Regions from separate parts of the Homo sapiens genome. Here region 1 is linked to region 2. Evidence: chromatin contacts called from ENCODE Hi-C or POLR2A ChIA-PET data. All regions are on one chromosome and are shown on one strand. The core of a region is the stretch at or near the end of the contact, and the rest is flanking DNA. Distances in the headings are between cores, read along the strand shown.

Region 1 (3,785 bases), core at 1,108-3,607, 420 kb after region 2:
ATTTACCATAAAACAGTCAGCCCATCCTCCTCTTATTTTTACCTCAGCCTCAGATTTTCTGGCTACAGTCACAAAAAGGAATGAAAGGTCAGTGAAGAACAACATAGTCTTGTTTAATCTTTAAAACTTAGTTAGGTACTTTAAATGGCACCTAACTGGAACCTCAGCCCCTCAGACGTGGACTCCTTTGAATTGTTGCTTCTGTGTGTCTCTCAGGGATGGTTCTTGAGATGGAATCTACTCAGAAATGCAGTCAACACCATGTCTGCTTTAGATTAAAAAAAGAGAGAGAGATTTTTTAATCAACCAGGTAAATAAATTACAGAGAATTTCAACTACAAATTAAAATGTACTTTGAGAGAGAGACATGATTGGAACTGAAGTGTCTACATTAAAGTTATGAACCTTCAGAGATCTACCTTTCCATGACTATCGCTTCTGTGTTACCCAAGATAGACTTTTTCCCCTCTTACTCTTTAAAATTATCAATGAAATTGCAGTTTCCTTGCATTGAAACTTGTCTTTTTTTTTTTTTTTTTTTTTTTTGAGACAGAGTATCGCTCTGTTGCCCAGGCTGGAGTGCAGTGGCGTGATCTCGGCTCACGGCAAGCTCCCCCTCCTGGGTTCAAGTGATTCTCCTGCCTCAGCCTCCCAAGTAGCTGGGACTACAGGTGCTCACCACCATAACCGGCTATTTTTTTTTTTTTTTTTTTAGATGGAGTCTCATTCTGTCACCCAGGCTGGAGTGCAATTGGCGCGATCTTGGCTCACTGCAAGCTCCGCCTCCCGGGTTCACGCCTTTCTCCTGCCTCAGCCTCCTGAGTAGCTGGAACTACAGGCGCCCGTCACCACACCTGGCTAATTTTTTGTATATTTAGTAGAGATGGGTTTTCACCGTGTTAGCCAGGATGGTCTCGACCTCCTGACCTCGTGATCCACCTGCCTCGGCCTCCCAAAGTGCTGGGATTACAGGCGTAAGCCACTGCGCCCGGCCTAATTTTTGTATTTTTAGTAGAGATGGGGTTTCACCATGTTGGCCAGGCTGGTCTCGAACTCCTGACCTTATGATTCACCCACCTCGGCCTCTCAAAGTGCTGGGATTACAGGCGTGAGCCACCCAGCCCAGCCTTAACCTTGTCTTTTAAAGGCAGGGTTTGACACATACTTGGTATGAGAATGAAGGGTAGCGTGAATAAAAAGGAATAAGGGCCTTCCATTCAGAGGGACTGATTCTAGACTTTTGTAATGACTGCATTTTGGGTGAAACCTTTGTAAATTGAGACAAAAATGCCTGAGTTTGTCTTAAAAATTTTTATTTATTTTAAAAAATTCACCTCGATATTGGAAAAGATAAAGGTGTTAATGTGTACTACTCCAGCAGTGAGGGAAGGTTCTAGAATGCTCCCTGGTTGTTGCCCTCATACTTTGGGATGTTATGCTGATCCCTGCACCTTAAGTTCAAATTCCAGTTTCCTTGCTCAACTTGAACAACATGCAAGAGTTGGCTGTAAGGGCTGTTTTTTTATTTTTTATTTTTCTGCTTGGTTTTGTTTTGCTTTGTTTTTTAACCACGTAATTAAAGAATTGTGGATATAGATTAACTTCTCGCCCACTCTATCCCCTCCCGTACTGTTTTAACTAACAGGGACTAAGCACCATGGTCCTTTGATGGATTTCCTATTTTGATGGTAAAATCCTTGTTTTTCTTACAAAAAATATCTTCTCTGCTTCTGACAAAACTCTAATCTTGCCCTTCTGACTCCGAGTCCCTGCATGCCTCTCTTCCATGTTTCAGGAAGGAACAATTAGGCAATCCTGCCATGTTTCTTCTGAAAGTAGCAAAAACAGTGACTTCAAGAGCCCTTATGCTGAATCATGACATAGATATTTTTTTCTACACCACCCGGAACACTTTGAATTAAAGCAGGAAGCCTGATTCTAAGCCACTATTGCACTAAGCCCTGGAAAGAAAGAAGTGTGGAAGAAGGGAAGAGGATGGAAGAAAAACAACCTTTTCTGAGTAAAAAGTTTAGTCTTTCTTCCAGTGTACAGTTTAAAAATGTGGGCTCATTGGAATGAATTTGAAGGTTAGGTTACAATTTGCTTACAGCAGATTTTACGATTAAACTCATTGAATCAGCCTTTTTTTAACCCGTTAAGTGACGTATACATGGGATTAAACAGAATGAAATTCAGTTGTTTCTCAACTCACTCTCCTAGCCTCACATCTGTCAAAATCATTGCTGTTTGATTTTCTTTTCTGCAAAGGCCCCCGAGACACATTTGCCTTTAAGCGCTTGGGCACTGGTGGGAGCTGCGTGTTCTGGGTGTCTTTAAGTGCACTGGGCTGGGCTAGGCAACGCAGCTCGTGTGTCCCGGGAAAGCTGCAGTCTGCTGAGTGTAAGATACACACCCAGACCACACCTTCAGAGCCATGCAAAGCTGGAAGGAGACAGAGATAAGGTACACTGAAAGGAAGAAAGAAACTCCTCTCTCCAAGCTGCATCTGCTTGCTCAGGTGAGAGTGCAGTGCCTTGCCATTTTATTTTTCTTCTGATGAAAGAAAAGTGGCACTTGGCCTGCTCCTCTCAGTCAAGGGTTAAGAGCCATTTCTTCCTAGAGAGGTTTCCTGATACCCACTCCTATCCAGCTCTGACTTCCTGGCACCCCCCCTCAATGGGCTGCTCTTCGTCTTCTTTCTTTGTAGCCAGCTAGTGTACCACTTTCTCAGTCTCTCTCTCGACTGGGGAGTCCTCCTTCTTGACACTGGACTCCAGGAGTCTTGGAATATCTTTGCAGCCTCATGTCTAGCACTTAGTAGATGCACGATTGTTAATCGAATGAGCAAACAAACTGTGGGAACCCACAAAGCTGTTCTGACTTCCTGACTGCCCTGGTAAGCTAAATTTATGTTGCACCAGATAGGCCAAGCCTAACACTTCTTAAAATAGGAGATTCTTTGAAAAAGGGAGGGGAGTGAGGAGAGGAAAACAATGATAGAAGTGGTCTCCTGGTAAACAGAAGTAAGAGCCTTTGAAAGGATCAACAAATAAAAACAAGCTGATAATCTCTGTTTGGCTGCAAATACAGTATTCTAAATCCAGATTAGGTGCTACCTTACTTTATCAGTGTGGAGCATTCACAAATGCAGTTGTTCCAGTTTCTGCACGTATTTCTTTCCCTTTCAGTTCTGTGGTACAGTTGAAGCCATCAAAATGTTAGTATGATCTATACTAGTTATCTGGAAAGTTTTTAACTGCATCCTATAAGTAAAAAATTTATCAGCCCACATCTTCTCTTTTTATATAGCCATCAATTATCTGCATGCACTTCTGTGTTAGCATATCATGTACATTATAAAACATTATATATATATATAAATTAAAAGAAGATGATATAAAAACAGAAATAGAAATTCCAGGCCGGGCGTGGTGGCTCCCGCCTGTAATCCCAGCACTTTGGGAGGCCAAGGCAGGTGGATCACGAGGTCAAGAGATCAAGACCATCCTGGCCAACATGGTGAAACCCTGTCTCTACTAGAAATACAAAAAAATTAGCCAGGTGTGGTGGCGGGCACCTGAAGTCCCAGCTACTTGGGAGGCTGAGGCAGGAGAATGGCATGAACCCGGAAGGCGGAGCTTGCAGTGAGCCAAGATCATGCCACTGCACTCCAGCCTGGGAAACACAGCGAGACTCCGTCTCAAAAAAAAAAAGAAAAGAAATTCCAATATTTTCTCCCCAAGCCTGAGCAGATCATTGTTGCACCCTATGTGGGTGAGCTGGAG
Region 2 (3,393 bases), core at 171-2,670:
GGATTATTACTTTAGACAGGGTCTTGCTCTGTTGCCCAGGCTGGAGTGCAGTAAGATCACAGTTCACTGCAGCCTTGACCTTCCAGGCTCAAGAGATCTTCCCACCTCAGCCTCTCGGGTAGCTGGGACTACCGGTGTGTGCCACCATACCCGGCCAATTTTGTATTTTTTGTAGAGACAAAGTCTCACTATGTTACCCAGGCTGGTCTTGAACTCCTGCGTTCAAGCAATCTCCCACCTCGGCCTCCCAAAGTGATGGAATTACAGGCGTGAGCCATGGTGACTGGCATGAAGATAATTATTTAGAAAGCAAATTCAAGGGTCTCTTTTATTTGTAATAGCAGACCAAAGTGAGCCTGCAGGTCACTGGAATAGTCATGATAGAGTGAACATGCCTGGGCTCTGAAGTCATGAGACTCCCTCAACTTCAACTCCTGGGATTGTCAGGCATGTCTCAACTCTTCCTCTTTAAGCCAGTTTCCTTATTTTCAAAAATGCAGAGAGTAATGCCTCGAGGCTTGTTTTAAGGATTAAATTGGGTAAATATTTATGAAAGTGGGTGACATATAGTTAAATTTTTTAACAGCTGTAAAATGGTGAGAACCTTCTTTCACTGACTTTAAAAGGTAAAGAGAAAAATAACTATTTTGCATTTGAATAGGTGTTTATTATTCTGTCAGCTGTAATGATTTTTAAATATCTCAAAATTTCTCAGTATAACCCGGCTCGACCCGGCCGTTTGGATTCAAAAGTGTTTCTGGCATGCTTCCTAGAGCTTACATTCTATATTCTTTGAAGCATCTGAAAGAAATATAAGCTCCATTGTTGTCCAGAAGGAATTTAGCCTATTAGTCACCTATAAAAGTACGAATCTATAATGTTTACAATATAACCCTTTCAAAAATTTGTTTAGAGGAAGAAGAAAAACCCCAAAGCAGATAGAAGACATGGTGATTTATCCATCACCAATGAAGAAGGAGAGTTAGAAATGCGGTGAGAGACTGGGCACGGTGGCTCATGCCTATAATCTCAGCACTTTGGGAGGCCAAGGTGAGTGGATCACCTGAGGTCAGGAGTTCGAGACGAGCCTGACCAACATGGTGAAACTCCGTTTCTACTAAGAATATATAATTAGCCAGGTGTGGTGGTGCATACCTATAATCCCAGCTACTTGGGAGGCTGAGGCAGGAGAATTGCTTGAACCTGGGAGGCAGAGGTTGTGGTGAGCCGAGATCGTGCCACTGCAACTCCAGCCTGGGAAAAAAGAGTGAAACTCCATCTCAAAAAAAAAAAAAAACAAAGAAATGCAGTGACAGTAGAGGCCTCAAGGCCCCAGGGAGCTTAATGCTTGTGTGTGTGTGTGTGTGTGTGTGTGTGTGTGTGTGTGTGTTGTGCATGTTCCTGATGATCTTTCTGTTTGAGCCACGAAGAAATCAACCACTTTTCTGTTTTGCCCCCAGGATAAATACCAGAACAGCCTATCAGAGGTAGAAAAACAAGAGAAGATAAGATCTTAACTATCATAATGAGGACAGGCACTTGCTTTTAACCTCAGAAGCAGGGGAAGTGGTAGAGTTTGAGTGTTACTTGCAGAATCCAAAGCTCTACCAAGGCTGGAACAATGCAGATGTCTACTGAGACCTCTGATTATAAGTGACAATTTCAACATCAAGTTTTTTGGACTGGAAAGTAAATTCTATCCAATAATATATTTTGGGGAAAAATTATTCCCCAAAAAGTCTCCTACGTCTCCTACTCCCAAAACTTTTAACCTCCTTGAGCTTAGGCTGGGGAGATTCCAGAAATTAGATGAACATACAAAATTAAATGATGAGAAAGTATTGCATTGTACTTAAGTGTTACAGGTCTTTAAATCTTAATATATACGCTTAACTCTGAATATACCTTAAATATAAGTTATAATAATGACCTATGCTATTTACTTAGACCCAAAAAGAATTGTTGGATTTAAAAGTATGTACTTATTTCACCTCTCTTAATTCCCTACTCTTTGGACCTAGGATATCTTAAACCATCACCCTATCTAACCTAGGCAACCTAAGCCTGCCCCCAAAATTAGAATACAGCATCTTCCAAATAGCAAAGCCATGATCAATGGACAGAAATTATAGAAATGCAAGATTCATCTCAACCTAAAAAGGAAGTTTCTGGGAACCAAAAACGTCCAATAATATAGTAGGCTGCCTTACAGAGTGCTTAGCTCACTGTTGTAGGAGGAGCTCAAGCTATGTCTAAATGATCAGGTTAAGTCAGGAGTCAAGCTAAGACTAAATGTCCATCTGCTTGGGATATTGTGGAAGGAATTCCAGTGCTTGATGAAAGGTTGAATTGCAAGGTCTCTTCCCAATATAAAATTATATGACTTTGAATAAAATAAATCTGACACTGAATACTTTGGTTGGTGTCACATTTCTGACTTTAGATAATTCAGCTCATCAAGAATAAAGAGTATGGCTTATTTTTACACTGGAGCCCATCACATTTTATTGGGGGTCCCTTAGACTGACTGTTAGTAACTTTCAAAAACTGAAATATTAACTAGTTTATGGTTTTGGATTCCATTTACATATGTTTCCCTGGCCCCTCCTTACCTCTTACCTGCCAATGTGTTCTTCTGTTTCATGTTTTACCTATTCATTATGTCAATTATACCTGATTACAGGGTACTTTCATGGAAGATTGATTTCCATTGCAGACCTGAGTGAAATCACATATATCATTTCCACCCATAACCTTTGCGGCTGGAAGTCCTGTGCTCTGTATATGCCTCAAACATAAGGATGGTCCTAAAAGGGTCTGTCATTAGTCCTTTGAATGAAAAATACATTGCATAAAACATAATTTATTTCTTTTAACTCATTAGGAGCCATTTAAAAGTTGACAGCAAAGTTTATTCCTTACCAAAAAAGGGGAGGCTGCAGATAAAATGGTGTTCTCCCCATCAGCACCCGGATGTTGCACATGTAGGGATAACAGCTGGCACGGGGATATTAATAGGCAGCCATTGTTTTTGCACCTGGCTGGGGATGACAGTCTGAGACTATAACCAGTGCAGCTGCGGAGGTTCTTGTCAGATTTTTCTGAGCCATAGAAATGAGGAAACAATCATTTTAGATCTATGACATACTAGCCTTCATGAAATACCTCAGGTATTAAAGAAGGATAAATGAAGTAAAGAGTAAAATATGATTATTTTGAACAGTCTCCAAACTATTTAGTGCACTTTTCTATTATCTTAAGAATAAAGAACATTGATTCTAAAGGAAAACAAAATAGAAGAGGTATTTGAGTAAGAGAAAAATATGGCACTAAACATTGGTATTTGGATATGTGTAAACGTTGTGTGACTTAAGTTCTTAGAAGGTACAACTG

The links. A loop is a pair of places that touch in the nucleus more often than their neighbours do. ChIA-PET counts read pairs that join two places held with the same protein, here RNA polymerase II (POLR2A). Pooled maps may share reads with other maps.
Region 1: a loop to region 2 is called in a pooled map, with 2.0 times the contacts of the local background. The contact joins two enhancer-like sites. A Hi-C loop is called at or near these places in 5 of 50 pooled maps. POLR2A ChIA-PET finds 5 or more read pairs at or near these places in 3 of 52 experiments (CD4-positive, alpha-beta memory T cell, WTC11 and naive thymus-derived CD4-positive, alpha-beta T cell).

Annotation. Positions count from the first base shown.
Region 1 is chr6:139,531,899-139,535,683 of GRCh38, forward strand. No RefSeq gene overlaps it. Among named protein-coding and RNA genes, the nearest start is that of LINC01625, 59 kb to the left of the region's middle. RefSeq lists a cis regulatory region at 2,190-3,028. Within about 2 kb of position 2,358, at least 16 of the 41 ENCODE cell types and tissues checked have a DNase peak (open chromatin) inside an H3K27ac peak, as active enhancers do.
Region 2 is chr6:139,111,916-139,115,308 of GRCh38, forward strand. No RefSeq gene overlaps it. Among named protein-coding and RNA genes, the nearest start is that of HECA, 21 kb to the right of the region's middle. Within about 2 kb of position 1,421, at least 3 of the 41 ENCODE cell types and tissues checked have a DNase peak (open chromatin) inside an H3K27ac peak, as active enhancers do.